7 separate regions of the Mus musculus genome follow, and all the other regions are linked to region 5. A link is a loop called in an ENCODE intact Hi-C map of the cell type or tissue named here. Cell type or tissue: heart. All regions are shown on one strand.

Region 1 (4,000 bases), 64 kb after region 5:
GGAAGGGAAGATACTTCTATTTGCCCATGGAGACCGTTGATCTCTAAAATAAACACCGACTACTGTCCAGCTGCATGCAGGCTTCACTAATGCTGTGTCTGGTGCCTATAAAAATCTACACTCTCCTACTTGGCCTGTCATTCCAGTGGTGAGCAGGTAGGCTATATTTTACTCACAGTGACGCCCATGTTGGGCGGGGCATAAGATGAACAGCTTAGGGCCATAGTAACTTTGGTAGTTCTGGAAACAGAGTTTCAATCAAGTAGTCCACTCAGGCCTTAAACTCAGGATCCTTGAGCCTGGCCTGCCTCTCAAGTACTTGGATTACACCACACCCTACTGACCTTTGCATTTAAGGGGACTCCTCCACCCCACCCCAACAAAGCAAGCCTAAGTTGATTTTGGTTTTCCCATCTTGTAACTATGGAAGGCTTTTCTCCTAGAAGACCTAATAATTTAACAGGCTCATTTGTTCTTCTTGGTCTGTGCAAAACAAATCTTGGTGTGTAAAGGGGATGGTGGCTTAGAGACACAAAAGCAAAAAATACATTTAAAAAAGTTCAGCCTGCCGGCTGGATTGAGAGCAGAGAAGCCTGCCCCTCCCCCCTCTTTGCAATTTCCAGACAAAGGGTGCCTGCTGATGTACAGTAGACGCAGAGAATTCCTCGAAGGCTGGCGTGCGGAGGGAGGGTTGACACACACGTGGCCAATGCCATCACTCGGGGTCAGGCCTGCGAAATCTGGCCAAGAGGAACTTAGGGTTTGCCATTAAGATGGCTTAACTGAATCAGCACCAGCTTCCATGCCACCGCGAAGCTGCAAAGCAGCAAAGCAGCAGCCTGCAGTGAAAGGAGAGATCCCAGGAATAAGGATGACAAAAGTCAAGATTTAGGGTTCAGTTCCAGCTGATTTTATTTCCTTCTCAAAAAAAGTTATTTACAGAAGGTATATAGGAACAACCTGACAGGCAGTGACGGACAGGATTAGCTGGCATGATTTTTTTTCTTTTTCTCTTCCCCCAAATATTGTTTTTTGTTTTTTTTTTTGTTTTTTTTTTTTTGCTTTTTTTTGTGGCCTTGAATTTTAAGACAAATATTCTACACGGCATATTGCACAGGATGGATGGTTAAAAAAAAAGAAATAAAAAAAGAAAGGAAAAAAAAGAGTTTTAAAACAAAAACCCTTAACGGAACTGCCTCTTAAAAGGCAGGCGTCCTCGTGCCTGTCATGTTATATTAAACATACATACACACAATCTTTTTGCTTATTATAATACAGACTTAAATGTACAAAGATGTTTTCCACTTTTTTCAATCTTTAAACACAACAGCTATAAACCTGAACACATATGCTATCACCATGCCATAGGACTGAAACAATTATATTTAGCGACAAGTAGAAAGGATTAAATAGTCAAATACAAGAATGAAAACGCAGTACATTGTGTCGCGAACTCAAATCGGCATTTAGATAGATCCAGTGGTTTAAACGGCACGTTTTTGCTTTATAAAAAAAAGTGCAAAAAAGATGTGGTTTACAAGTTAAAGCTACAGAATCCCTTTTTGCTGTGAATGCACCAGTTTTAAAAACCTCTGGACAGAACAGCAATTCGTTAAAAAAAAAAAATTTTTTTTTTTAAAGCATTATGGTGCTGGGCTGAACTCTCCTCCCCTTATAAGACCAGGGGGTTGAAAGGTGGAAACCGGTGGCAGGTTAAGGGATACTGTCACTTTAAGAAGCCTGCAGATTGAAGTGTAAACATGGAGAAACCAGGGGCTGATTTTTCAAACTGTGTGAGATATTAACCAGCCACCCTATTATAAAATCAGGAAATCCAAACAGCGATTTACACCGATTAACACCCCCTTTATATATTTTTTACAAAAATACACTGAGAAAATAATCAAACGTTTTCATCTCTCTTGTCATTTTTTGTTTTTTAAAAGTGTCAAAAGTCTACATTTAAATATAAAAAATTAAAAGTTAAAACTCTAGCCCTTCAGTGAAGGAGACGTAAAATGGCGTGGGTAACAACACTAGAAAAAAAAAAAAAACGAAGAAAAAGAAAGAAAATAAAAAAGAAGATAAAGAAACGAGGTTAAAAGACAAGAAAGCAAATGAAAAGGGAAAAAAAGGGGGGACAAAATAAGAAAACTGTTTGGCCAGTATAAATACGTCCACATATAAAATGGCATCTGATTACATTTACAAGGGAAAAAAAAATACAAAGATGGAGAGTCCGTGAGGGGGTAAAAATAAACGGGTCTTCTCAATTACACCTATAAGGAATAAACACACACGGAGAAAAAATTTGGTCCTGAATTGTGGTTTTTCAAAAGTCCAGCACAGATTTGAGTTGCGTTTGAATCCTTTTAAAGAGTTAAAAATGAAAAGGAGCTGGTGATCGGTTCGTTGTAGGAATCAAACATAGCGCCATCTATCCGCTTTTTATATTATCCTACACTATTTTAAAAACTGCTCAACAGTCTTATACAGAAATCTTCAAAAGATAGACAGGATAACATGCTATATTAACCCCACCAGTGAAATAACTCAACACCATCACGATTCCCATTAAGAGAAGAAAAAAATCTCTTTTCCCCCCCAAACCACTCCGCGGCCCCTGGACCACATCCCACAGTCTCCTGTCCTCCCGCCGGCTCTGGGTAGCCTCACCTCTCTGATTTTTTTTTTTTTTTTAATTCTTTATTTTTGCACAGACCCCAGGCGGAGGCCCGGGAACCCCAACGCCCTCTGTGCTCCGGGTCCTTCTGCATCCCCAACCAGGTTGCTGTGGCTTCCACGAGGTCCCCATGTCCATTTCCGAGGCTGGCCTGCTACTCCCAGCACATCTCCAGCTGCAAGGACAAGGGGAAAAAAGGTGGGGGGAGGAGGAGAAAGCCCAGCCCGGGACTTCGCCAGCGTGGAGTTTCTCCATGCCAATGCTCCCCTAAGCTCAACACAAATGCCAAACGCATCACCCCAGAGCCTTCTTTCTGTCTTCATTGCAGAAAAAGAAATTTTAAGAAGGGGAAAAATACAAAGAGAATACAAAGAGGGGGTGGGTAGGAGATGGGGCACGCTGGATTTTCCCCCTCCTTTCTTGACCATGAGGCAAAATCAAACAAGAAATCACCAAGGCGAGGGGGTGGGGGTGAGGGAAAGATTCCTTCGGTCTTTAGAAGCTTTGCTTGGCTTCTTTTCTTGCTGGGGGTGCAACCAAGTCCGGAAGCTCGTTGGAAGGGTGGGGTGGGGGGGAGTCTCTTCAAGCAAAATTGGGGAGGAAACTCGAAGTAGCTTTTTTAGCCACCACCAACATCAATAACAACAACAAAAAAAGGTCGCCCCCGTCTACTCTCCGCCTCCTTCGAGTCCCCAGCCCTGAGAGTGGGGGATGGGAGCGCGGGTCCACTAACGCCCCCGCGCTCCTTCTCCAACGGCGGGACGTGTTCCAGGCCAGCTCTATGCACTTTTTCTTCCTTTTCTTTTCCCCTTTCTCCTTCTACTCTCCATCTATTCTTTTTAACTCATTTTTTTTCTGTTTCTTTCTTTCTTCTTCTTTTTAACATTTTTTTGTTTGTTTTTTTGTTTGTTTGTTTTTTGTTTTCTTTTTTCCCTCTCTCCTCTCCTGCCTCTTGGCCCACCTTCTCCCCGGCCCGCGCTCCCTTCAGTAGGTGAAGACCAGGTTAGAGATGCTGGACTCCAGCCAATCTCCCGAGATCATCTCGCTCACCTCGGGCGTGCAATAGTCCGGGAATTCGAAGTGGGAGCCTGAGCCGGGTTCGAAGTTAAAATCCAGGTCCCGATCGAGCGCCGATGAGGAGCTGAAACTGCCCAGGGACATGCTCTCAAAGTTTGAGCTGGGGTTCAGGTCGAGCAGGTCGTCTTCGAACTCGTCGTCGGACGACGAAGAGCCCGAGGAGGAGGAAGAGGACGAGGAGAGCGAGGAGGACGCGTGCGAGGGCGCGCTGGACGGGGCGGGCGAGGCTGCGCGTAGGCT
Region 2 (4,000 bases), 130 kb before region 5:
TTTTGAGAGTCTTATCTAGCCTGTGCTGTCCTCAAAGTCTGTATAATGTAGCTAAGGCTGCCCTTCGACTTCTGATCTTGGTGCCTCTACTGTGAAAGTGTTGGGATGACAGGAACGTGCCACGATACTGGGCCAAAGTGTATCTTTTAAGGTACCCACAAAATGCAGTGCACACACTGTGAAATTAATCACTGAAGTGACAGCTCTGGTCTGGAGAGAGAGAACTCAGCTGGTTAAGTGCTTTCTATGCAAACATGAAGACCTGAGTTCTATCCCAACTCACAAGAACAAAGCCAGGCATGGTGACAGGCCTCTGGAATTCTAGTGGCCAGGAAAAGGAGACAGGAGGATCCCTAGAGCTGGCTCTCCAGCTAATCTTGCTGAAGCAATGAGCTCCAGTTCACTGTCCCATGTTCAGTGGAACCACTACCTCAAAAATAAAGTGGAGGGGACTGCAGAGTAAAGAGACTGCCCTGGGGCTAAGAGCACGCAATGTGCCTGCAGAGACTGAGTTTTGTTCCCAGCACCTATGTCTGGTAGTTCATAAGTGCCTAACGACCACTCCAGGGAATCTGACATCTCTGGCCTCTGTGAGCACTGCACTTAAGAATACAAACTCATGCTCATGCATACACATCTATACATAATATAAAATAAATAAAAATGAATATTAAATCTAAAAAGTAATAATAATTAAAGAAGACACCAATAATAACCAGTCTCTGGCCTGTATGTACACTCGCATACACATGACCCCATACACATGCATACACACCATATACCACACACACAAAACAATAACAATAATAAGTAACCTCTATTACTAATAAGTAATGTAGACCAGAGTTGGAAGAGCCTGTGTTTAGCATACACAAGGCCCTGGGTTCTCCAAAAACAAAAACAAATAAATGTTATTAATTGGCCTTTTAAGTTCTACCATCCCAGGGCCCCAGACTCTGTGTCATGCTTTCATGCAAGAGCGTGAGAGTTACTTTGCTTCCTACAATACAGCTGAGGATGCTTTCTCGAGTTGTTCAAGCAAATACAAGCCACACATGGGGTATTAACAGAAAGAAAATATTGAAGGGGGATAACAGAACTGGTTAACCATGCCCTAAGGCCTCTACCACTAGTGAATTTTAGAGACATCTTAACTCACTACTCATAAATGTCCCTGAAAAAAAAAATATTCTCTCACGTTAAGTGGAGGAAGAGACACAGGTCAGGTTTAATAGAAGGCCAAGGGAAAGGGTCAACGCAAGAGCAAGAGTTCACAGTAAAGCCAGAGCAGAGGGGGGCCAGGCACAGCCTTTCGGATCTCAGACAAGACAGGGGAAGCCCTTCCCTCTGCAGCCTTCTCCTTTGCATCCGCCCTCACCTTCAGGTCTGAAGTAAACCTGAGCCAGGAGCCTCCTGGTGCAAGCAACCCTCTCAGAACTTAACAGTCTCAGGTTTTAAGCAACTCTTAGAGCCTCAAGGTCAGCTAGGGTACACACACACACACACACACACACACAAAGAGGAAAATAGGTCGGGAAACAAGAAAAAAGGAAACAAGTCACTTGGCAAACCAACCTCCACGGAGAATTAGCTTCTGAAAATCTTCTGAGCAAACAATTCACACCATAAAACAGCTGCTGCTTGCCATCTGCGGGTCCTAATCAACACACGCACATACACACACACACACACACACACACACACACACACACACACACATATATACTTCTGCCCAGTGGTACCCTGGCTCCTAGCTATTTCCTGTCCCCTTCAACCTCCTAAGCAATTCTTGGTCAAAAAAACGAAGTCACAAACTTACAGGCACTGACAGTGTTTTCCTAGGGTAGATTCTGTCCAAGACGTTATGACAGTAACAGAAAAAGAGCAAGCAGGCCTTCAAGTCCTGACGTCTGCTCACCACTTTCAAAAACTGGCTCCTGACCTTATTCTCACTTGGGTCCTTCAGGTCCAGTCGGTGAACTCTGGACCTTTACTGGACCAGATCAAATCATTTCTAGAACCACTGTACCACATTTTATTTAGTCTTTCTGTTCCTCTCCCCCAGCCTCAAACGAATGACTCTGTGCCAAAAAAAAAAAAGCGGGAGGGGGGAGAGAAAGAAAAAGTTGCTGTTTGAGAGAGTATCAGCATGCTTGATTCATGCCAAAGTTTACAGCATAGTTCTATCCTGAGCCACAGCGAGGATGGGCCGTTGTGGGGGAGGGAAATGGAGCCAGGCAGCTGTTTTTTCAATAAACTCTAGCAGAATCCCGCCCACTTCCTGCACTGGCTTCAGGGACCCCAGCAGAGAGGAGGAGGAGGCAGCCAGCGAGATCTTCCTCCTCCAAGACTCAGGCTACTGCCTCCCTGGCTCGGACCCTCCTGATCCACCCCTGAACCTCAGGAGGGCAGCCAGAGGGTTTGTCCCAGCTCCTTTGGATGTTTATTTCTGGTCTCCAACTCCCAGGAGAGTTTCACCTCCTCTCTCCCTAATCTTAGCCCTCCCCACGCTCCACCCTCCCCCGCCCGTGTATCCTAGCTCTGAGGCACACCAGGCATGACTGCAAAAGCAGGGAAGGGAAGGGAGTGCGTTTCTCATCCCACACCTTCCAAGAATATGCTGGCCTTCCCTCTCTGCAGCTGTGGTCATCAGTCCCTCGGCTCCTCAAGCCAGCCTTTCCTCAGGCAAAGCCTCTGAGTTCAGTTTCTTTTCTGGAGTGGGAAGGGAGGGCAGGAACATGAGAAGGCACGGAAAAGCTGCTGCGCCCACCAAGACCAAGCAAGCGGCTCAGTCAGCCCTAAAGCTTTAATTTGTTAACTTAGAAACCCCTGGGGCATTGCAATCAAAGGAGGGCTCCACCCAGCAACACCTCTGATTACTTTTTTCCCTTCTAGTGGGCAAGTAAAGAAGAGGGGAAATTAGGACAACCGTGTGCAAAACAGAACTACTCCATAACACGGACTTGGCTCTCACAAGGTCCAGATTACGGACTCAACACCTCCATGCCTGTCCAAATGGAAAGAGAAAATACTCAGGGTGCAACCTAGATCCAGCTGCCCAGACAGCCTGCCAACCAGAGCATCAGTAAACCCCAAATTGCTGCTCAGGCCCCAGATGGCTTTTTCATTCCTTCTTTCTTTTTAAAGTTCTTTAGGGTTTTCTAGTTCATACTGGTAAACTGACTCTTTCATATCCTGGTTTTAATATGCGCGAATCAATAAGCAACAAACCCTTGGTGTGAAAGGGTCTGGTATAAGCATAGAAGTTTATACACAGTGACTGTGCAAGAAAATCAATCTTTCTTTTAAAAAGTCTCAGATCTTTCATAAATGACTCAACAGTAACCAAAGAATGAAAATGATTATGTCATAGTTCTGTTAATGATTGAAATATAAATTAAAAAAAAAAATCAGGCTCGAGGAGATGGCTCCGTCCATAAAGTCCTTACTGAGCAAGGGCAAATATGATGTCCTCAGTCTGATCTCCAACACCCACATGAAAGACAGGCACAGCTGTGTGCTCCAGAAATCCAAGAGCTGGGGAAAGGAAGGTGGGAGGGCCCCAGGGCTCCCTAGCCAGCTAGCCTGGCTCAACTGGTGAGTTTGGGCTCCCAAGAAAAATCCTGTCTCAAAAAAGAAAAGGTGGGAAGCAACTAACAAAAACATTACTTTGACCTTTGACCCCAGGCACATGAATATAATCACCTACTCCCCGCCTCTCCCTCCCCCTCCCCTCTCTTCCCCCCCTCACCACACACACACACACACACTACATGAGTTGGCACATAACCAACCCTAGGTCACCCTGTATTTCCAAATAGAGAAATAGAGATCTCATATAGCCTAACTCACTGACTTCCATTTAAGTCAAACAAAAAAGGCTGAACTGTTTCAAAAGGCATGAAACACCAAAAGATAGGCAGTCTTTTATGATTTGGCCTAATATATCAATCACAATTGTTGGCATCAAAAATGGTATTTCTCAAAAAATATAGTCTCA
Region 3 (4,000 bases), 260 kb before region 5:
TTATGGGGGTCAATTTCTTTCCTTTCTTCTGGATCTTGGGATCACACTCAGGTCTTCTGTCTTAGTGGGAAGTCCTAGACCTGCTAAGCCCAGACTACAATTTTAAAAGAACATATCTAAGACAAAAGGCCTCTGGCAAATAATTTTGATAATACTTTATTACCACGTATCAACTTATATTACCTGATAACGATAATTTAGTAATTAAGAGGTAGACCTTTGATCTTTCTCTTAATACATAAAAATATTAAATGAGTTAATACATAAACAGAGACTTAGATCGTCAAAGCATCTTCAACAGGTTAATCTTCATCCTTCTACAAACCACACACCTCAAGATCCAGCATGCCTAGAGCACTAGCTACTCTTACAGTGCTGGGACAGAGCAACCGAGGAGAGGAAAAACTTCTTTGGGGCTCACGGTTTCACAGTGCAGGTACATCATGGAGAAAAGGCATGGCACACAGCCCAACCTGGGACAGTGCGTGCAGAGGGGTTGCAGTGGCTGTTCTCATCACATAAGACCAAAAGGAGGAACAGAACCAGAGGCAGATGCAGCCTTCAAAGGTTCATCCCAAGTGAATTACTTATGCCAAATAGGCCCTACAGCCTAAGAGTCCCTCAGTCTCAAATATCAATGCCATTAGCTGATCCAATGCTGTTGGATCCAACAGGCATCTAAGGCACAAACATGGTGGGAATACTTGAGATTCAAACCACAAAACCCAGCCACTAGGCATTCTCTGACTGCTGCTGTTTACACAACTGCAATGCCCTTCATCCAATGCATTTAACAAATGTTTATCTGGAAGGGGAAAAAAAAAAGGTTGAACAAAGAGAGGCGGGCTCTGTCTGTTGAAAAAGCACATTATGCAAATAAGCATGCAAATAGGGAAAATGTATCGCTGCTAATGGCAGGAAGGAGAAGCACCTGGTGAGTGAGGCAGGGGACTTGATCTTGAGCCTGAGAAGACAGGCTCTCCTGAGGAAGAAGCAACACAGCATCTGGTTTCTGTCAGGTCGAACCAGGTTTAAAAAAAAAAAAAAAAGTTTTCCAAGCAGGTGGATTAGGAGCAGCAAAGGTAAGCCAGTCGGATGACAGGACAGGACAGGACAACTGAAGCCAGTAGGAACAAGATGGAAGTGGCTCAGTGAGGACCCGCTCACACACAAGGCTGAGAGCCTGACTTCCCACTCCCAGAACCAGAAGAAAGTGGGCCATGGTCGTGTGGGCTTATAATCCCAGAGCTCCTGGCAGACAGAGTTGGGAGAATCCTGGAAGTGGGTGGGCCAGCTAGTGTGGTCTATGCAGCTGCAGGAAACCAGAACAGATCCTGCCTCAAACAGGGTGGAAGATGAAAACCAACACCAGAGGTTATCTTCTGGCTTCCGTACCCACTGTGGTGCACGCAAGTGCACACACACACCATAGATTTGACAACTTGAACATGTGCAAAGGTCCTGGGGTACTACAAAGTTAATAAGAGAATCCTAAGGAAGCCCATTTCTCTGTTTACAGAATTCTCCCTCCTCGCATATTTCTCAAATGTGGCATCCTCTGAGGAGCTACTGTTTCCCCCTCCCCAACTCCAATGTAAACTGATAGCCCTCATACCATTAGGACATTTCTTCCCCACGTCTGTTAGCACTTAACTCACTCGAAGACAATTATCTGTTTATACATCTGCCTCCCTCACCAGCAGGAGGGACACAACAAGCATCTTTCTAACTCTTGGTACGCGGTGCTAAGCAGGTTTACAACACTTGTGTATGAGTGAATGGATCTGGACAATCCGACCGTGCTCCCCACTCCACCCCCGCCCCCTGCACACCATGGCTAATCATTCTGCCTCACAAATGTACTTCTCTACTTTGAGAGTTGACTACCTTTTTTTTTGGGGGGGGGAGGGGGGGGATAAAGACTCAACTGTGCAGTAATAACTCAGTTAGAAAGCCCTTTCTCTGGCTGCCCTTAATGAATCATAAGGTGTTATTTACCACAGCCTCGGAACCATCTGCACAGACATTGTTAACACAATGTAATTCGTTTTATAAATATCACACAATTATCTAATTTTTTAAAGGCTCTGGCTGCTTTGAAAGGTGTTATTTTGGAAACAAGTCCTGGCCCATCCCAGGGAAATTCCCAAACCAGGATTGTAATTGCTAAGTATATCCACAGAAGCCCTGAGAGGCCGGACAGGAAGTATAAATCCCTGAGCTGTTGTGGACATTTCTGAGTGCTGCCAACACAACAGGAGAGGGATCACACGCACCCCTGTCCCACGTGTGGTCACCTGCCCTGTGTGCACTCGGATAATGATTCCAGAACACCACAAAGCCCAAAGTCGGTTTCCCTCCCTATTGTCAGCAGTCCCTCCCCTGCAGCTCCAGGACACTTGCCAGCCTGTGTGTGTCCCACAGTTGCAAGGATTAGGAACAGGGACATGCCTGTCCACTGGCCATTTCTGCTGAGACTTCCAAATGGAACAAGCTGTCTGTGGGTTTTCCTTACAGGGTGCCAGCAACCCCAGCCCTGACACTCCTCCCACCTCCCAGAGTAAACCCTCCCTTCTGGGACAGGAAAAACAATACAATCAAGATTAGGGTATTCCTGGAGCAACCCGACTCTCCAGCTCTCTGGCTATTTGATACAGGGCTGTTAGACAAGGCCCTGCCCCTCCTCAGTCTATCTTTACCTGCCATCTTTAGAGGATTACTGGGGAAGGGCTGGCAGTGGTCTGTAGTAATTTAACCCAGGCCTCCTGGAGCTGTTTATGAACAGATGTGAGCTAACATTCCCATACAGCCAGGCAGAGTCCTGGATTCCTGAGCAAAAGCAGTGTCCCTGAACAGTGTGCTGAGCCCCACTTTGTCTATCTACTGCAGTGGGGCAGGATGTGGGCGGCCTGGGAAAAGAGCCCTCATCAGCACAGTTCTGAGGCTGCCCTTTAATGCATGTCTGTCTGTCTGTCTGTCTGTCTGTCTGTCTGTCTCTGTGTCGGGGGGGGGGGGTGTAGGTGGAGGGAGAGGGAGGCGGAGAGAGAATCTGGCACACATGAGAGTTGGTACTTCATTACAGACTTCCTGTCTTTATCTCTAATAACTATAAAATCCCTTGGGAAGAAAGAAAGGGTGCTATGAAGTGCCACAGGAAGGGGTAGACACCACCAAGGAAAGGAAGGCAGGGCCAGGAAACAAGAAAGCCTGAGAAGGGGGGATGGGGGATGGTGAACAACTGCTCTGGGAGGGACAAACCCTGCACTGGCCTGACCTTCAGGGGAAGCTGCCTACCTGCCTGGTGTTTCCACTGGCCAACAATCCAGAGCTTAGGAGAGCACCCTGGACTGGGGGAGGTCAGACCGTGTTGGCTGGGGCCCACCCACCAGTCACCATTTGCTGGACTATAACCCACAGACCATCTTCAGAGGCTTCAAACACCCCACCTAGGGAAAAACACACCACTAGTGTAGAGTCTGTTACTGCTAAAAAAAACAAAAACAAAAACAAAAACAAAAAGCCCTTAGATTCCCTAGATTGGGTACTTTGCAAACAATGAAATTGGTTTCTTACATTTCTGGAGGCAAGTCCTAAATCAAAGAGCCACTGGACAGATGCCTCGTTGGGCTCGTGTTCCACAGATGGAACCTTCAACTTCACCCTGACCAGAGCTCATGTTCCATAGGACCAGGCACCCAGTAAGACAAAACAATGCCTCATTAGCAATGTGGGGTGCTCGACTGTGCACCCACCCAGCAGACATGAACTCCAGCAAAGGGCTGGGAGTCAGACTGCCACACCCTGTTCTGTACAGGGCAGGTATCAGGAACATTGTACACTGACAATTCCCCTTCCTCAGACAAGAGGCAGGAGAGAGAGCTCAGCTGGTCAAGTGCATTGCTATATAAGAACGAGAAGCTGAGTTTGAGCTCCAGCAACCACAGTGGGAAGAAAAGCCAGGCACTATGGGTATTCTAATCGCAGGACTGCAGAAGTAGGG
Region 4 (4,000 bases), 470 kb before region 5:
CTGCCATACTGAATACAGCTGTGTTTACAGGGCTCTGTAGGAGAAGAAAACAAAACCGTACAGTGAGCCTTAGCCCAACGCTGAGCACTTAGAACTTCAAGGAGTTAAAACTGAAGGGGTTTGCTATGCCGTTAAAAAGAAAAGTCTATATGCAGCTGCTCTGGCCGAGCTTTCTGGCTAGCCAGGAAATAGGTCTTGAGCAGGAGCTGAAAACACTGGCTTGTAATCAAACCCAACCCAGCAAAGAGTCTCTCTCTTTCTCTCTCTCTCTCTCTCTCTCTCTCTCTCTCTCATATCTCTCTCTGTGTGTGTATGTGTTACACAGTCTCTTCCATGTCTCTACACGCATGCACATGCACTTAAATCCATGCTGCAAGGCTGCTATTTTTCTCTGGGGACACTGTACAGTCACCCAGCCCATCAGTTTCTTCCTTGACAGTACCAGGGACATCCACACTGCAATTTACAGTTCCTCCATGCACGTGCTGGCAGATCCACTATGCCATCCTTCCTTAGATTAAGACTGCGGAGCTGGCAGCAGACAATCTTACGACAGTCAGCATCTCTTCTTTTCCCCTTCCATTTCTCCAGCTCTGCCCTGCCAAGCAGACACAGCAAGTACCTGCTTCATCCATCTTCAGTTCCACTCTCTGAAAAAATGCCACCACATCCAGACCTGGGTTGTCCCCCTCAGACAATCCCAGCGAGCAGCCGGGGTTAGGTGCGTGAGGCAGGGGCGGTGGCTGCCCTCGCCCTGTATGCATATCATCGGTGGGCACTGATGTATAGTATTCCTAAATTCCCTTTCCAAGTCCTTCGCATGCCTTCGCATCCCACCCCAGTCTTCTGCAACTTCACCCTGTCTTCCAAGACCCCATCGGCTGTGAGAGACCCTGGCCAGAGACTGAAATAGGTCCTTCTTCCGCAGAGTGCAGACAGGAGATTCTGGGATCCTAGTTGTACGATGGGCCATCTCAGGCAGGAATCAGCCGGAACCATGCAGGTGAGCCAGACGAAGCTTGATGTGCCCACAGTGGTGCAGCCCGGGAGCGGTGAAGAAGACAGTCTGGCTTCAGAGTTTCGAGAAAAGAAAAAGAAAAAGAAAAAAATCAAAAAGAAAGAAAGAAAACAGCGCAGCTCGGCGCCTGTGGGGGTGGAAAAAATACAGACACAACCAGAAAAAAAAAAAACAATAGTTAAAATCAAATTTCAAAACAAAAATAGGAAATACAGAGATCAGCATACTTGATGCGACTTTTATTTCTGACGTTTTCTTGGTTTATTGGCCTCCCCACCCCCCTCCAAAAACTCCCCAGTCCCTGAACGCCCGTCTGTCCACGAGTGCCGAGTCTCAAATGCGATTGCTCCACAGTGCCGCAGACCTACATCACATGAGGAAGCACATGACGAGCCGGAGTCGGCTGCTGCTGTGGTCAACTGTTCTGCCGAGGCAGAAGGGGGGTAGGAGGCAGTGCCCCTCTCACGCTGCCAGGAAGAAATTTCCTTAAAAGAACAATGGGAGGGCAGCATCTCAGAAGAAATGCTTGAGCAATATGGACTTTTGCACACTGATGAAGAGGCACTGTGGGTCCTTGAAGACAAGCGGAGGATGCTGTACCGCAGACACAAGCTGGATGGCAGCAATATTATTTCTTGTGTGTACTCGTCAAAGCTGATTCCGTTGAAGTGGATTCCTGAAAAGCACATACCATGTCTTCCGAGCATGATCAGGCTTGGAAAACCAATTCTATTATCTCTCCTTGCAATCTGTATCTGAACCTGCATTGTGAATAATTTATTTTTAGACTAATAAGAGGCTTGCCAAGACGGCACCCTTTCTATGGCAAGCGATGCATGCAGTATTCACCCAAGAGGGAAAACCTTGTCCCTTTGTAGGGAGAAAAGAGGAGACAGGTTTTGTTGTTTTTTAAAAAAAAAAATCATCATAAATCAATTGTGACTTCTTATTTAAAGGTATATACAGCAGTAAGATTCTCCCCCCAAAAGTCATCACTGGAAACAAGGGAAATGTTTGTTTCTTTGAATTAACAGGTCTCTGGTTTGTACATTGGCATCTCACACTGACACCTCACGCTGGCAAATAGGGGTGATGTTTTTCTAACACTGGCCAAAGCCCTTAAGCCACTTAGATATTTTTACTTTGCAACAAAATGACAACCAACAACTGCTTCCCAGAATACCCCTCTGTGGAAGGTGCTGAGTGGCTACTGCTGGTTTAGTACAGACCACACACTGGAGAGTGATGACCTTGGCGTCCACAGGTTCTGTCAAATCCCAAAATAAGCATATAACCTATTTGGGCACTCTCGAAATGTAGAAGTAAACTATTTTAGAAAAAAATACAGATGATCATCCTAGCTGATCAAATTCAGAGAACTTTTCGTGAATAGGTGAAGAGATGACTTCCTATGTCATTTGACTGTGGTTAACAATGCAAGAGCCTGGGTGACACACAGGAGCCTTTCTCTGCATTTGTGTATAAAAGGCTACCTAGACCTGGGTAGTATGTGGAATGCAACGGGCATGTTCTCAAGGTGTAGCAATTGCAGGTCTTCTTTTCCTCCAAAGACAACTTTCTACCAATCTAATCCCTGCAGAGTCATTCCAGGAAGACTCGGCAGCCCTGTTTTCCTCTCCGCCTCTCTCCCTACAATCTTTCTTTACAAGTGGCCCTTGAATTTCAGATTCCTCTCCATTCCATGAGAGTCAGACTTTTTATCTGTGTCTGATTGCAAACCACTGCCACTAAACCGCTGTGTCTGCACCATACAAAACCACTGTCTATATGCTCAGGACAGTTCTTTGCCCATCACCGAGGCTAGCTCCTGATTTCTTCATATTCATGTGTTACCAATCAATGGTACTTTCAGCTTGTGTAACTATTTAAACAAGCTGGTCTACTTTGTATAGATCCTTCATTGAGTAACAACAACAAAGTCTTGCTTTGTTAATTACTACAGAACAATGGCATAGGAGGTTCTCCCTGGCCTCAGGAAACCTATCTACCGGGCCTGCACCTCATTTTCTGTTGGCACTAAGCTTGTATCACCTTCAGTGCAACTATTCCTGAGTTTTATTCCGCATAAAAATAGTAAATGGGTCTAAATTTGCCTGATAGCTGTGGGTCAGAGAAGAAATGCTACGGAAAAGTTCCAAGACAGAAACAGCTTCTACGTAAATACCTGGAAAGGTGCCTCGGGGTCCCAATTTGCAGTGAAATCTAAAATGGCCAGCAAGAGGCTGGGGTGGATGGTTAAGTTTCAACAGTAGCAATGCCGGTCACTGAAAATGAGCACTCGTTATGCCGAGAGTCTATAGGAAGCACTGAAGATCTATTGCATCACTTAGCAATCCTATGAGCAAAGCACTTTTAAGATAAACTATTTGAATGAAAGAGAAAGGGAAGCAGGTGCAAAGGAAGGACAGACGTGGTTTCAGCAAGCTAGTTTAGAGAAGCGCACCTAGACCAAGGAGAGCCCACTCTAAAGCATCTCCCTCCTCCCCCCCCCCTTTAACGCTAAAGAATAGCAGCCCGCCTGTAAGATAGCGAATCTGGGAGCTAAGACCAAGGTGATTGATGGAAAGGGTGGGGGTCAGAGCTACGGAGAGCAGGATATCACCTTTTCTGTGATGTCCCTACACTGCATGTGGGTGACACTGCTCATTGCACTGAGAACTTACAAAAGCACGGTTTGGGAGGTTGACGGTGCTTACATCTACGTGTGTTTTAATTTCTGGAAGCAGTCTTTGTCTGGGAGGCACGGAAATGGCTCCTGGACTCTGCTAGTGCTGGGGAAGGAGATGAGATGCATTCTAGGGCCTGTGTGAGGAAAGAGCTGTGACTACTAAGGACAGTCAAGTTGGCTGCTGGCTAGACAGATGCTTGGTACAGTTGTCCTTTCCTTTAGGTTTTATTTATTCTTTTATATCTTGAGGAGAGATTTTTGTGGAGCCCTGGCTGGCTTAGTACTCCCTATGT
Region 5 (4,000 bases):
CAAAAGGTTAAAACACAAAAGGCGGGGCGGAGGGCTAGGTCAGGGGAGCTCGGCAGGCTCGTGGTTCCCTTCCTATTCAGACTGGCTGAGATAGGCCCGGGGGTCGCCAACACCTAAGAGAGGATGGATCCCGACGAGGACAGCAATAGGTCATTCTGGGTGGGTCATTAAACTGAACCAAACCACGGAGGTGAGGGGAGCGGACTCTTAACTAATGGTCCAGGCCCCATCAGCTTCATCTGCGCAGCTCTTGACAGTCTGGAACCTGTGGCTTCCTCAACTGGACCCCAGCCCCCAAAAACTTCCCGGACTCCTATTAATTTGCTGGAACTCCCTTACCACCCAAACCCTGTCTACATTCTATTGTTGCACGCTTCGTGTCTCCAGAGCGCTCCAGAGACAGTGAAGTTTGAAAACGCGTGAGGAAATGACCCCCACCTCTGCATCTTTCTTTTTTTGTGACCAAAGTCAGAGCTTATGTGTGGGTGAGCCTGATCTAATTCCCATTCTTATCAGAACGTTTTCCTCCAATCTACACACAACCGGGGAAAAGCGAGGCAGTATCCAGTTTGGATGCCCTTCTTCTTAGCCCCTCACCACCCCTAAAGAAGAAGCACAAGAGATGAAGGCGTTTAAAATAAACAAAACAATCTGTGCGAGAGTTTAAAAGAACAAAAGAAAAGGAGAACCGGGAAAAGAGATACAATTAAAAAATAATAATAAAAGACAAGAAACAGAAAGAAACAGTCAAACTTGGCTGCTAGATCTATGACTTTGCCCTCGGAAGGGCTGGGAGCAGGGGGACCTGAGGGAAGCAGGACAAACAGGACAAGTCACTCACCTTCTCCCTCCACTTCGTCGCACTTTGAAGGGACATTGTTTCCATTGTTGCAGCCTGCGAGGCGCTAGGATACTTTTGCGCAGCCTGACAGCGGAGAAAGTCGCGTTGACAAAGTTGCGAGAAAGAGATACTCGGGCGTCCAGGGAGCTGGAGAAGGAGTTCATCAGAGTTTCCCCTTTTGTTCCAAGTCCCAGAGCAGACAAAGAGGCGGAGAGCCGCGGCAGGTTTCTCCCTCTCACCCCTTCCTCCTCTCTCCCTCCCCTCCCTCCCCGCCCCCTCCCTCTCCCCGCATCTCCCGCCCGACTCTAAGCCTTGGTGCGCAGCTCCGGCTGCTCTGTCCCCAAGACCAGCAACTCAGTCCCGACCCTCTCTCCTTCCATCTCCCCGAAAACTTTGCCCAGAAGATGCGGGTCTTGGTCCCTTCTCACACCCTTTGAACACCCAGCTTCCAGTCCGCGCTCTCACGCCCGGGGAAATCTCCAAACTCATTGTTTCCGGGAGATGCACCTCTTTGTTTGCACTTTCCCTGCCAATCAGGGAGAGGAGCGGTTCACTTTGGCAATGAGTTTCTGCCATTTCTCAGCATCCCAAGAGATGTAATATGAAGGAGCCAGTCAACCCTTTAAGGTAAGAGGTACAATCATAGGTAGGGCTCACAGATGCCTCTCCATCCATGACCCTCCATCCTATGTACCCTCTTCCAACCAACAGCCTGGAAGAATTCAAAGAAGTTCTAAGTGATGGAAAAGTCTCTTCTCCCTCCCTCATCAGTGCCCACACAGGACCCTAGGGGAAAACCCTCAAATCTGCATGGCAGAGGCCACTAAGTATCCCACAGGGACCTACACCTTGCCCTTGTAGGTTACCTGTTGCTGCTGGTACTATGCCACTCATGGGGGGTGGGGGGGGGCCTGAACAGAGACCACCGGCTCAAACCTCAGAGAACTTCCTCTTATCTCCAACTATATTAACAAGACTCTCAGGTTAACATGGCTCCTTCCCAAACCTACTGTTCCTTCCTAGTTCCCTTCCTTTCACAGCTACAGGGTCTTCCTCCTTCACTTCTAACTCCCCATCCTCTTCCCTCCCCCACCTTCTGGTCCTGGGCAAGCCAGGTGTCTTCCTTGTCTGGGAGTCTCTCAGTCTTTCTTAGAGCCTTCTGAAAATCATCCATCAGTTCCAGAACTGGGGTCCCCACTTTACACCGCAGCATTCAGCTCTCATCCCAACATGGTTTCCCCCCACCCCAGGAACTCAAAGCTGCACCAATTTCCTTTCTAGATCTCACCAGAATAGAAGAAAAGCAGGAAGGTGGGAGAAGGTAGAGGGACACGCAGCCTTTTATATTCAGTCTTCAGGGCAAAGGGGGTTTAAAAAAAAACACTCAAACATTCCAAAGCAAATATTCAACCTCCTGCTGGTGTCCACGCACCTTATATACTCTTTCTCCAAATCTAGACAGGGAAGACCCAATGAGTTGTTAAATGTGAGGGTAAAGAGATGGGGTGAAAGGGGGCATAGGGAGCTGTATTCCTGGCTAGGATTAAAGATGCGAAGAGGGGGTAGGAAGGGAACCTTGCTGGGTCTGGAATGTCATGGGTGTGGATCATAACAAGCACCCTTCCAGTGCTTGCCAAGTCTCTCCCCTAGGGGAGAACAAAGACTCTGTGAGAGGGCTTCCGTTCTGATCTCCTGGGGTCTGCACTGGGCCCAGTGTTCCTCTGTCAGACTGCCAGAGCGCGCACTCCGCTAGCTGTCTGAAACTTTGTAACCAACTTCCTCCGAATTAGCGCTCAAGGTTTGCTGGCCCAAAGAAACCTAGACAATAACATCCCAGAAACAGAGATGCGCTCTCCAAGGTCGGTCCTCCAACCTTGCTAGGTGCCGGTTCCCACCCGAATGCTGGACTGCCCTCTGCCAAAAGGCAAGCAGAGCACACTCAATCCATTAGTTCCTTTAAAAGCAGTTTCTTAAGTTGAGGACCCTGCTGGGTCTGGAATGTCGGGGGGGGGGGGGGGGGACAGAGTTAGGTAGAAGCAACTACTGGAAAATGTAGCAAAGTAATAAAGGATCCACAGGGAAGGGCAAGGACAATGGCTCAAGAGGCTCCAAGAGGGAGGACCAGGGAGCACTAGCAGGGCGCATACCCGCGCGGGTCCCGCCAAGATTGCACGGGTCCCGCAATCGCGCCTGGGATCCTGGCAACACGTGGCCACCAACTAGGGGTCCGCTGGGACCCTTACCTACTGGTGGCACCTACACAGTGTCCTGAAATTGCCCCTTATCTTGCGGAAGTTCAAAAGCCTCTTTTTAGGATAGGAATCTTGAATGCATCACAACCACAAAGAGGAAATATCCCCACCCACTTCTGTCTGGCACATTCTCCTCTTTGTTTAATTATGAGGATCTCCAGAATTTTGTTTTTAGGAGAAATGTACCCTCCCTCTGCAAATAAGCACTTCCTGCCCGCTCATCTTAAATATCTGCGTTAAAGGTCATGAAAAGCCCGTACAGCCGCTTCTGGAAAATACTCCCAATGTGTAGGTCGGGTCACCCTATGTAGTTTCTAACTCCTAAATAATATCCAGTTCTCCAGTTATCCTTACAGTGCACAATACTGCCAATCCTCCCTGGTGGCACACCCCCATAATCCCAATCTTTTGGATGCTGAGGATGTCAGATAACTGAATTCAAGACTATCTTGGGCTACAAAGTGAGCTCCAAAATAGCCTGGGGCTATTCTGTGATAGTGAGCCCCTGTGATGAAATTAAATAAATATATAAATAAATCGATTGATTAATTAATTAAAAAGAAAGATCAAAAAGATTCCCTGGAAATATCTCTTACTCAGGCAGCTCATGAAGGGTCTCAGGGATGGTCTTTGTCAGCACTGCTGTGTTTTAAAACATAGCTCTTGCTCTCAGTTAGAGTTACGATTGCTGCCATGAAACACGTTGCTGTTGCTGTTGTTGTTGTTGTTGTTGTCGTCGTCGTCATTGTCAAGACAGGGTCTTGTTATATATCCCTGGACTGCCTATGAAATTCACTATGTAGACCAGGTTGACTTTGTAATCACAGAGACGGACCTGCCTCTGCCTCCCAAATGTGGGAATTAAAGGAGTCTACTACCATGCCCAAGCTTGATTTAAGGCTTCTAA
Region 6 (4,000 bases), 110 kb before region 5:
CTTTTTAAACTGGAAAAATAAAATGTGTTTTCCACAAAGTCAGGTTTTTTTTTTTTCCTTTTTTAATCTGTTTCTACTCAAAGCTAGAGGTCTATTTATTTTTAAATGACACACAGGAAACCTCCCAACTGCAACTCAGATTTACATCTGGCTAATCCTGCAAATGTGACTGACCAAATTCATGCTGTTGATTTCTAATGAGTTCTGTGATTTGGGGATAACACGTGTGAGAGATGGCGAATTAACTACGGAGAGGCAGCGTGCAGCAAGCAAGCTAGCAATCTTGGAGGAGAGGAGTCAATTTCTAATCGTGCTTGCCAGAAGCTGGGGCTGGGAGAGGCAGGTGATAAACCCTGCCAAGAACTTGTCTCCGTTCCCTTTTCCCGTAGACCATTTCAACGCCCCATCAGCAAACAGAGCTCAACTTTTCCTCTCCACAATTTCGGAGATCGCAAGGAAAGCTCTGGCCCCCTTGATAGTCTCAGAAAAATGAAAACACTTCGCGCTGCAAAACGCAGTGTCAGTCTCTGAGAGGCCCTTTCCTGGAGCTGAGTCCACTTATAATCAGAAAAGGACAGAGGTGACATTAAAGGACAGAGGCGAAAGGGATTGTCACGAGCATGCTACAGAAATGCACAGCCTAGCGATGTCACCTACAGACAACCAGGAAACCGTAATCAAAATTTCACATACCTAGACACCCCATACCTAGAGATCCCAGAACAGTGGACACCAGCTAGATCACAACAACCACACACAGAGATAGCACGAGAATGGACCTTAGATCAGGCCTCTCGGGGCTGAAGAACTGAAATTCTCAGCGCATTTGCTCATATGACAGGTAAGGGCCTGCAACCATGACTGCACTCGGAGGGCCGTTAAACCCTGCCCCACCACCCCAATAAAATCACAAATCTCCTCTAGTCAAACAAGTGATTCAGATGTCAGTCAGCAGCTGAGAAACCCGGTTCTGAAAATACACCCTCAAAGAAGCATGTCTCTTTATTGAATCCTCACAGATATTTAACTTCATTGTCTTGGGCTGGAGAGAAATCTCAGCCATTAAGAGCACTAGCACTTCCAGAGGACCTGAGGTTCAAGTCCAAACACCACATGACGCTCACAACTGTCTCTAAAGCCTGTTCCAGGAGATCTGGCACCCTCACACAAATATGCATGCAGGCAAATCATCAAGTACATAAAAATAAATACATCTTCTTTAAAAAAATCCATTGTCTTTTCTGTCCCAGAATAATATGGTCACCAGTTCTGTCCCCAGTTCCTAGATACACTTCATAACACAGAAGCAGGCTAAGTTTACACTTCTGCACCAGGAGACTGAAGCTGGCTTAGTATGGATGAAAGACGCCAATGGAAGACTGGAGCAATCCAGGTGATACACAACACACTCTCTTACCAATGTGAAGTGCTTCACAATGTGTTGTCATGTTAAAGACAATGACAAAAGCAAAACAGGGTGAGCAGAGACTCAATAGTTAGCATCTGTACGCCAGTGGTTTGCTTGATTCCACTAGCTTGGAAATCATCTGGAAGGCATGAATCCCTGAGAGCCTAGGCAGGGGATGGGTCTATTTATCTTCATTTTTTTCATTACCATTTGCATCTCTAGCTGCTCACCTGTGCTGTGCCTGCTGCTGACCTTCTGTGCTTTGGATTTAACTCCCTGGCTGCGTTTGGACAACTGAACATTGGCTGCTTCCTACATACGAAGGGCTTAACTATGACTGCGGGCTACTACACTGGGCAGAAGAAATGGTACTTACATTTACAAAAAAAAAAAAAAAAAAAGTTCTCTTCTTTAAGGGACTCATATGGGGAAAAAAACCTCAAAGCACTGTGGTTAGGATTAGCAATGGAAAAGCAGAGTGACCTGCCTCCTCAGAGTAACCTTTAGCTTAAAATTAGGGTTTAATGAATGCTAATTTAAATGATGCATGTTTTAAATTACCAAAAGGTACATACACGACGAATACATAAAAGTAAAGTATTATGACAGAAAAAAATACACATATAAATACATAAAAGTAAGCTACTTTGAGAGAAAAATAATTTTTAAAGACACCCAAAATAAATAGCAGTGAAAAGAAGAGGAAGATATAGAAGACTGGGACTTTAGGATGGACTAAGCAAGGCACAACCTGGAGTAACACACACAATCATGAAGATCTGTCATCTAGAAACCCTCCCATCCAGGAAAAATCTCTTACCTGAGCGTGCTGGGTGGGTGTGAAGGCTTCTGCAGTCCCGTGGGCGTGCTATGAGAGAAAGGGAAACTGAGTTACACAGTGTAAGAGGAACCACGGTCCTTACAGGGCCTAACACTTCCTGGCACTTGACTGTTGTAGGGCCACATCAGAGACTCGCTGCAGAGTACTAACTCTCCAGACCCTTCAGCAAAGCTAGGAACCTTCAGCAAGGATGGGCACAGCTCCCGTCTGGCTGCTCTGCGCTAAGGCATGGCTTGTAGGCTATGTAGCCACTCCAAGCCTAGACTTTCATGATCTGGTGATAAATTCCTCCAGAGTGACTCTCAAAGCTAAGAGGACTCCACTTTACCCCTGAGATGCCATGGGTATGTGTTTCGGGGGATTGGGGGGGGTGGGTGGTGTGACACAGCAGTGGTGTGATGTGTCCTAGTGCATTTTTTAATGTGTGTGAGTGTTTTGCCTACATTATGTATGTGTACCATTTACATCCCTGATAGCCATGGAGACCAGAATAGAAGGAGGAGTTGGAATTGACGTTACAGATAAGTTATGAGCTGCCACACAAGATGCTGAAAATTTACCCAGGATCCTCTGAAAGAGCAGCCAGTGTTCTTTGTCATCCAGTTGACATCTGTCCAACCCTTACCTTAGCGATTTATGTAGCTGACTTCATTTAGCCTTTAAAACAATTATGTAAACCTAATGTCAGTAGGGCTGGGGAGATGGGTCAGCTGGTGGTACTTGCCATCCAAGCATAAGAACCTGCACTCTACTCCTAACACCTAGTTGGAAGGTGGGCACAGTAGCATGCTCTTGTAAAAGGTGCTGGGGAGAGGACATAGGCAGACCCCTAGACTTACTGGCCTGCTAGCTTAGACTACTTGGTGGAGTTCCAGGAGAATCAGAGACCTTGCCTGCAAATCCAAGGTAGAGAGTGCTGAAGAAAGACATCCGATGTTAACCTCTGGCCTACCCAACTTAGCACTGCCAGCAACAGAGGGCTCCAGAGCTACATCGGAGGATGTACAAGAAACTGTTCCTGTCACAGAAGTAGCAATGGCAGTCACAGCTGGTGACCTCAGAGAAGAACTTCCTAACAGCACTTTGGGTACCAGGCCACCACTGTTATCACATCAAAACCTTAGTGAACATTGACTCTAGGACTTAAAGAGAAATGCAAGATTCTATCAAAGGTCAACTTTGTTTTCTGTGCCCAGGCTTATCTTTCTAAAACTCTGGTATTTTATGAGCACATGTTTGATTACAAAATAATTACTCAATAGAGTAGAGAACAAAATTAGCTAATGACACTTTTACCCAGGCTTGCATATACACACTTAGAATCCCAGCGTGGAGAGGAATTAGCAGGGGGATCTAGAGTTGCAAGGTCATCCTTGGGTACTTGAAGAGTTTGAGGATAGCCTGGGCTACATGGGACCCTGTCTCCAAAAAGCAAACAAAAAATTTACATTTTACTTAAAATCTGTATTTGTCTTTCCCTGATATCCCCCCTTTAAACACATGTGGAGTTCATAACAGCAAGTTGTTCTTGACATAGAAGGAAACTTAGAAGTTCTGTTACCCTTCACATTTTTTGGTAGCTATACCACAAAGTCTTTATTTTCTGAAAATCTAATTCCAAGAAAAAAAAGTTCTTGGCAAGTCAGGGCAGATTCAGTTATTTCAGGGTGACTTCTTTTTTGTTTTTCAGGGGAAATAATTGTCTAGGGATTAAAAATGGACAGTATTCCTCCTGGGCCTGGGCGGTGGTG
Region 7 (4,000 bases), 170 kb before region 5:
TTGAAGGTTTCTTCAAAGCCAGCTGCTATCCAAAGCTCTTCTGGGCTCTTTTGAGAATTGTGCTCAGAGTTTCCCATCCCACTTCCCAACCCCTACAATACACTGAGCAGTGGTACAGATTTCTATTCTGTCTCAGAGGGGAATCTTGCTTTGCACACTTGTGTCACAACACAGGATACAACACACTGTGCTCAATAAATCAATTTAAAGCCAGGCCCCTCCACCCCACCACCCCACCCCAAATTGCCACATGGCTCCTTTGGTCTGTGCTAGCAAAGCCCTGCCACTTCCTTGGTTCATGACTTCCCTGAATCACCTCCTCAGCCTCAGAATCCTTCTGCCTGTCACCATCTGCATTTCAAATCTACTGCCAACGCTCTATGCCTTCCTAGCTGTGCACAAAGAATCCAAGATGGTAGGGTCAGCAAATGGATGCTTTCCTAAATTATGGTTTTGAGAGTTTTTACACGGTAACTCCCATTAGTTAGCTTTCTTGTTTCTATAACAAAAATGACCAACAAAAGGCGCCTTAAGGACAGAGAGGTTTACCTTGGCTTACAGTTTAGGGAGGCAGATGGTCACACTGCATCTTTGAAGTCATGTAAACAGTAAATAGAAAGCAGGTTTAGATAATCAAGCCTCAAGCCCAGCTTCCAGCGGCCCACTTCCTCCAGTGAGACACCACCTCCTAAGGGTTCTATTGCCTTCCCAAAGATAGCTGGGCACCAGTTGGGGAGCAAGTGTTCAAACCCACGTGCCTTCGGAAGCATTTCACTTTCAAATCCCTCCAACTCCAGTTCAAAGAGATCAGCAAGCCACTGGGCTTTCTACTGTCTTCCTTTCCGACAGTAGATGTTCGGACAGTTCTGACAGTCAAGCCCATCTGTTCTTGCTGTTTAGCATCTCGTGTCCATTTCATGATGAGCGTTTACTTCTAGTGTGAATCTCGCTCCAACTTTCAAGTACCCCCACGAGATGGTCTACTGAAGTCGTGAAGGGATAAATGAATTCTTACAGAGACATCATTCATACATTTATCTTGCATATTGAGCTTCTTCTAAGGGTGCTCATGGGGGTTGGGGGGAGGGGAAGCTGCCCACTGATGACTTGATCTCCACCTCCTTCCTCAAAGCAAGATCCCTGATGCAATTATGTGCCATCCTGATTTGGGACAGAGTGGGCGGCAGCAACTTGCATTTTTAGCTCTTAAGAGGAGCTCAAGGCCATATGTAGCCAAAGTGTAGAGATTATATACTAAATATAGACTAGGGAGAATCTATGTGGTATAATTGTGGATTTCTAAGTTTTGATCTCCAAGCCACAGGAACTTAGGGATCTATTCAGAGCAGTAGACTGCTTAGCAAATGCTTCATGCCCGCACTCCCACCCTAATCATTTCTTTCCTTCAAATAGATTGGGTTCTAGCCCAGACTACTCTCAATTCTTATCCTTTCTCTCCATATTTCTCTATTAATGCTGTCTATCTGGCTATTTGTTCGTTTTCTCCCACAAACGCTTCATCTGAGGGTGTAGGCAGTCTCAGTGTTTGCCAAGTGCGCAAAGATTTAGGTGTGATAATGTGGTGTCTACACACCTGGCGCCTGAGTTAGTTCTCAATAGCCATCAGTAATTGAGAACAAAGAAAACTGCAATGTGGCAGGTTTTCCTTTTTCTTTTTTGAGGGGCAGTTTCAGACATTGAAAAATACAACTTGATGGGGGGAGGGGTTCTAACACCCATTGGGATCCCATTTGGCCTGGGCAGAAGGAAAAAGTGGTGTGTAAACCAGACACATCTGACAGGGAGCACTTAATGAGAAGGCCTAATACGGCATCCGGCCTTTGTTCGTGTCTATAAGCATCTTTTAGGGGAAAAAAGAACCCAAGTACAAGGGGAGGAAGCGGCTGGACGGCTGATTTCTAATTAGCTCCCTCACATCACTGGAGGAAGAGGAAAACGGGTCTGGCTACTGTTTCCTTCAGTTTGCGGCAGCTTTATCTGAGGGTGAGGCGTGAACACAGCCTCCCAAATGTTGTGGAGTGTACTTGGGTTCAAAAGTTCAGCAATATCTGGACAAAGGATAGGCCTCTCCCCGGGAAGGACAGTCTAGGGGCCGCAGATGGGACTGTGGGAATCGAATCCTGCTCCTCCCACACCCACCATCTGCAAAAGCTGGGGACTTTGCAAAGGCCCTGCCCTTCAGGCCCAGAGTCTTTACTCAAACTGCACCTGTCCAGGATTAGGTTTCCTGCCACTGAATGATGGCTTCTTTCATTTAGTCTGCAAACAGCTGTCACATGATCAAGTGGGAGCCAGGCAGAGGGAGCCAGACAGCCCCTCAGAAAAAAAAAAAAAAAAAAAAAAAAAAAGGCTGAGCAGGACATGGACTTGGGTGATTCATCTTCAAAAAACCTATTCCTGAAATGCTTTTGTGTGTTGATATCACTTCGTGTCTCAGCTCACAGATAATTACAGCCTGCCAGAGAGACACAGCTCTAACCTGGAAAAGAGACCGTCCCCATGACTCATTAGAGCGTCTAAGGATGAATGAGACTCATTGTCTCCCCCTTTTCCCTTTGACCCCCAGAGATTGCTAAATCTATGGTTTCTAACCTTGTGAAAATGAGGGGACACTTGAAAAGGAATCCGGCAGCTCCCTGGAACCTGAGCCACTGGAACCTGAGCCAGGGCTGCACTGCTGCGATGAGCTGCACCTGCTGGCAGGACATTTTTGCTAATTCAAGTGCTGTGCCTGCACCTTGGGAAAAACAACCTTGGACAGCCATTTCATCAGGGAGTGAAAGAGACTCCCAAAGACATTTCACTGAAGACAGGGCTTGAAGATGGCATGGCGGGGAGTCATATAACATTTGGGTTCGGATCTGGTGAGATTCAACAGTCCCAGACATACAGGGAGATACATTATTATGATCACTCACGAGCAAAGTAAAATATTACAGAAAAGGAGAAGGCCATTTATTCAAGCAAACTTTATAACAATAGAGAATCGTGACTTTCCTTTTAAAAGACAGTTCTGTATTCAACTGAAGGAGCTATAGCTATACACAAGTCTTCCCAATGGTTAATGGAAATGGTTATAAATATAAATACAGAACCAGTAGGGATGAAGGGTTGGTTGTCTAACTGTCTCAAACCCCCAAACATCCAAACTCAATTCAGTGGTTAGAGAAATGCCAGGGAGTAGCTTCCCTTCTGAGAGCATCACTCCTAGGTACCCAGAATACCATTGGGTTTTTCCTATACACACCTAGGACATGTCACAAGTGTGTTCCTCCCACTCAACACGCGTCTGTAAATAAACATCCCAGATCAGCAAGGTGCAAAGGCAGACTCATTAAGATTTGACTGACAACACACAAAAGGCAGCCGAGTCAGACTAAGAAAATTATGATTTAAGAAATCAATGTTAAAGGGCAAGGAGATGGCCCAGTTAGTAAAGTATTATATGTGCCAACATGAGGATCTGAGTTTGGGTTCCCCAGCACCGATATATAAAGCCAAACCTGGAAGTATGCTACTGCTATAAGTCCATTGTTGGAGAGGGAGAAACAGGACGAGACCTGGTGCTTGGTGCCAGGAAGCACAGCCAAATCATGGGGTTCCAGGTATAGTAAGAGACAGTGAAAAAAATAATGTGAAGACTAATAAAAACACCCATGTCTACATCATACCCGCACACACTTGCACATACTCATATACAAAGATACACACAAATATGCACATATGCATAATACACTATGTGCGCTCGTGCACACATGCGCGCACACACACACACACACACACACGTTTTATAGAAGTACTTTCGATTACCCACCCCTTGTTTCAAGCCTTGCAAGTGCCAACCTTGGCTCTCAGCACACTCGGATGTGGCAAGGCTGACAGGAAGGAATTCCTATCTTCTGCATTAGCACTTAGTGTCTGCAAATGTCAACTGTGGTGCCCAGGTGTTGCAAAGCGTCTGTCTTCCTCTTAAAGCAAC

Evidence for each region. A loop is a pair of places that touch in the nucleus more often than their neighbours do. Peaks named below come from ENCODE experiments on the same cell type or tissue, not always from the same donor. Only the 100,000 strongest peaks of a DNase experiment are listed, where the experiment ranks them.
Region 1: a loop joins it to region 5, with 6 times the contacts of the local background. A loop is called at or near these places in 9 of 42 quality-filtered maps.
Region 2: a loop joins it to region 5, with 3 times the contacts of the local background. A loop is called at or near these places in 5 of 42 quality-filtered maps.
Region 3: a loop joins it to region 5, with 1.9 times the contacts of the local background. A loop is called at or near these places in 3 of 42 quality-filtered maps.
Region 4: a loop joins it to region 5, with 2.5 times the contacts of the local background. A loop is called at or near these places in 3 of 42 quality-filtered maps.
Region 6: it touches region 5 in a loop (1.9-fold over the local background); 2 of 42 quality-filtered maps call a loop at or near these places.
Region 7: it touches region 5 in a loop (5-fold over the local background); 5 of 42 quality-filtered maps call a loop at or near these places.

The regions. Positions count from the first base shown.
Region 1 is chr13:28,948,032-28,952,031 of GRCm38, forward strand. Sox4 (SRY (sex determining region Y)-box 4) reads right to left here. Exons shown (of 1, transcript NM_009238.3): 1 at 888-4,000. The coding sequence ends at 3,668. The region is part of intron 1 of Gm46405 (a long non-coding RNA gene); the gene reads right to left. Gm46406 (a long non-coding RNA gene) reads left to right here. Exons shown (of 2, transcript XR_001780883.1): 2 at 1-75. Among named protein-coding and RNA genes, the nearest start is that of Sox4, 3.7 kb to the right of the region's middle. In heart, CTCF peaks have their summits at 2,437 and 2,636; DNase peaks (open chromatin) are centred at 660, 2,830 and 3,720; H3K4me3 peaks cover 3,599 bases; H3K27ac peaks cover 3,266 bases.
Region 2 is chr13:28,755,704-28,759,703 of GRCm38, forward strand. All of the region lies in intron 3 of 2610307P16Rik (RIKEN cDNA 2610307P16 gene), which reads right to left. Among named protein-coding and RNA genes, the nearest start is that of Mir6368, 47 kb to the left of the region's middle. In heart, no CTCF peak of the experiment used is centred here; a DNase peak (open chromatin) is centred at 2,308; H3K4me3 peaks cover 1,434 bases; H3K27ac peaks cover 3,306 bases.
Region 3 is chr13:28,627,289-28,631,288 of GRCm38, forward strand. The region is part of intron 5 of 2610307P16Rik (RIKEN cDNA 2610307P16 gene); the gene reads right to left. Among named protein-coding and RNA genes, the nearest start is that of Mir6368, 82 kb to the right of the region's middle. In heart, no CTCF peak of the experiment used is centred here; a DNase peak (open chromatin) is centred at 2,403; H3K27ac peaks cover 2,162 bases.
Region 4 is chr13:28,418,643-28,422,642 of GRCm38, forward strand. Gm40841 (a long non-coding RNA gene) reads right to left here and starts at 2,857. Exons shown (of 3, transcript XR_003950511.1): 1 at 443-2,857. In heart, a CTCF peak has its summit at 1,623; a DNase peak (open chromatin) is centred at 1,389; H3K27ac peaks cover 3,282 bases.
Region 5 is chr13:28,884,303-28,888,302 of GRCm38, forward strand. 2610307P16Rik (RIKEN cDNA 2610307P16 gene) reads right to left here and starts at 1,120. Exons shown (of 8, transcript NR_045054.1): 1 at 842-1,120. In heart, a CTCF peak has its summit at 2,487; a DNase peak (open chromatin) is centred at 2,509; H3K4me3 peaks cover 2,476 bases; H3K27ac peaks cover 1,467 bases; H3K27me3 peaks cover 2,667 bases.
Region 6 is chr13:28,770,391-28,774,390 of GRCm38, forward strand. It overlaps 2610307P16Rik (RIKEN cDNA 2610307P16 gene), which reads right to left. Exons shown (of 8, transcript NR_045054.1): 3 at 2,229-2,276. Among named protein-coding and RNA genes, the nearest start is that of Mir6368, 62 kb to the left of the region's middle. In heart, no CTCF peak of the experiment used is centred here; no DNase peak of the experiment used is centred here; H3K4me3 peaks cover 469 bases; H3K27ac peaks cover 905 bases.
Region 7 is chr13:28,716,464-28,720,463 of GRCm38, forward strand. The region is part of intron 3 of 2610307P16Rik (RIKEN cDNA 2610307P16 gene); the gene reads right to left. Among named protein-coding and RNA genes, the nearest start is that of Mir6368, 7.6 kb to the left of the region's middle. RefSeq lists an enhancer at 1,183-2,978. In heart, a CTCF peak has its summit at 2,086; a DNase peak (open chromatin) is centred at 2,028; H3K4me3 peaks cover 536 bases; H3K27ac peaks cover 1,160 bases.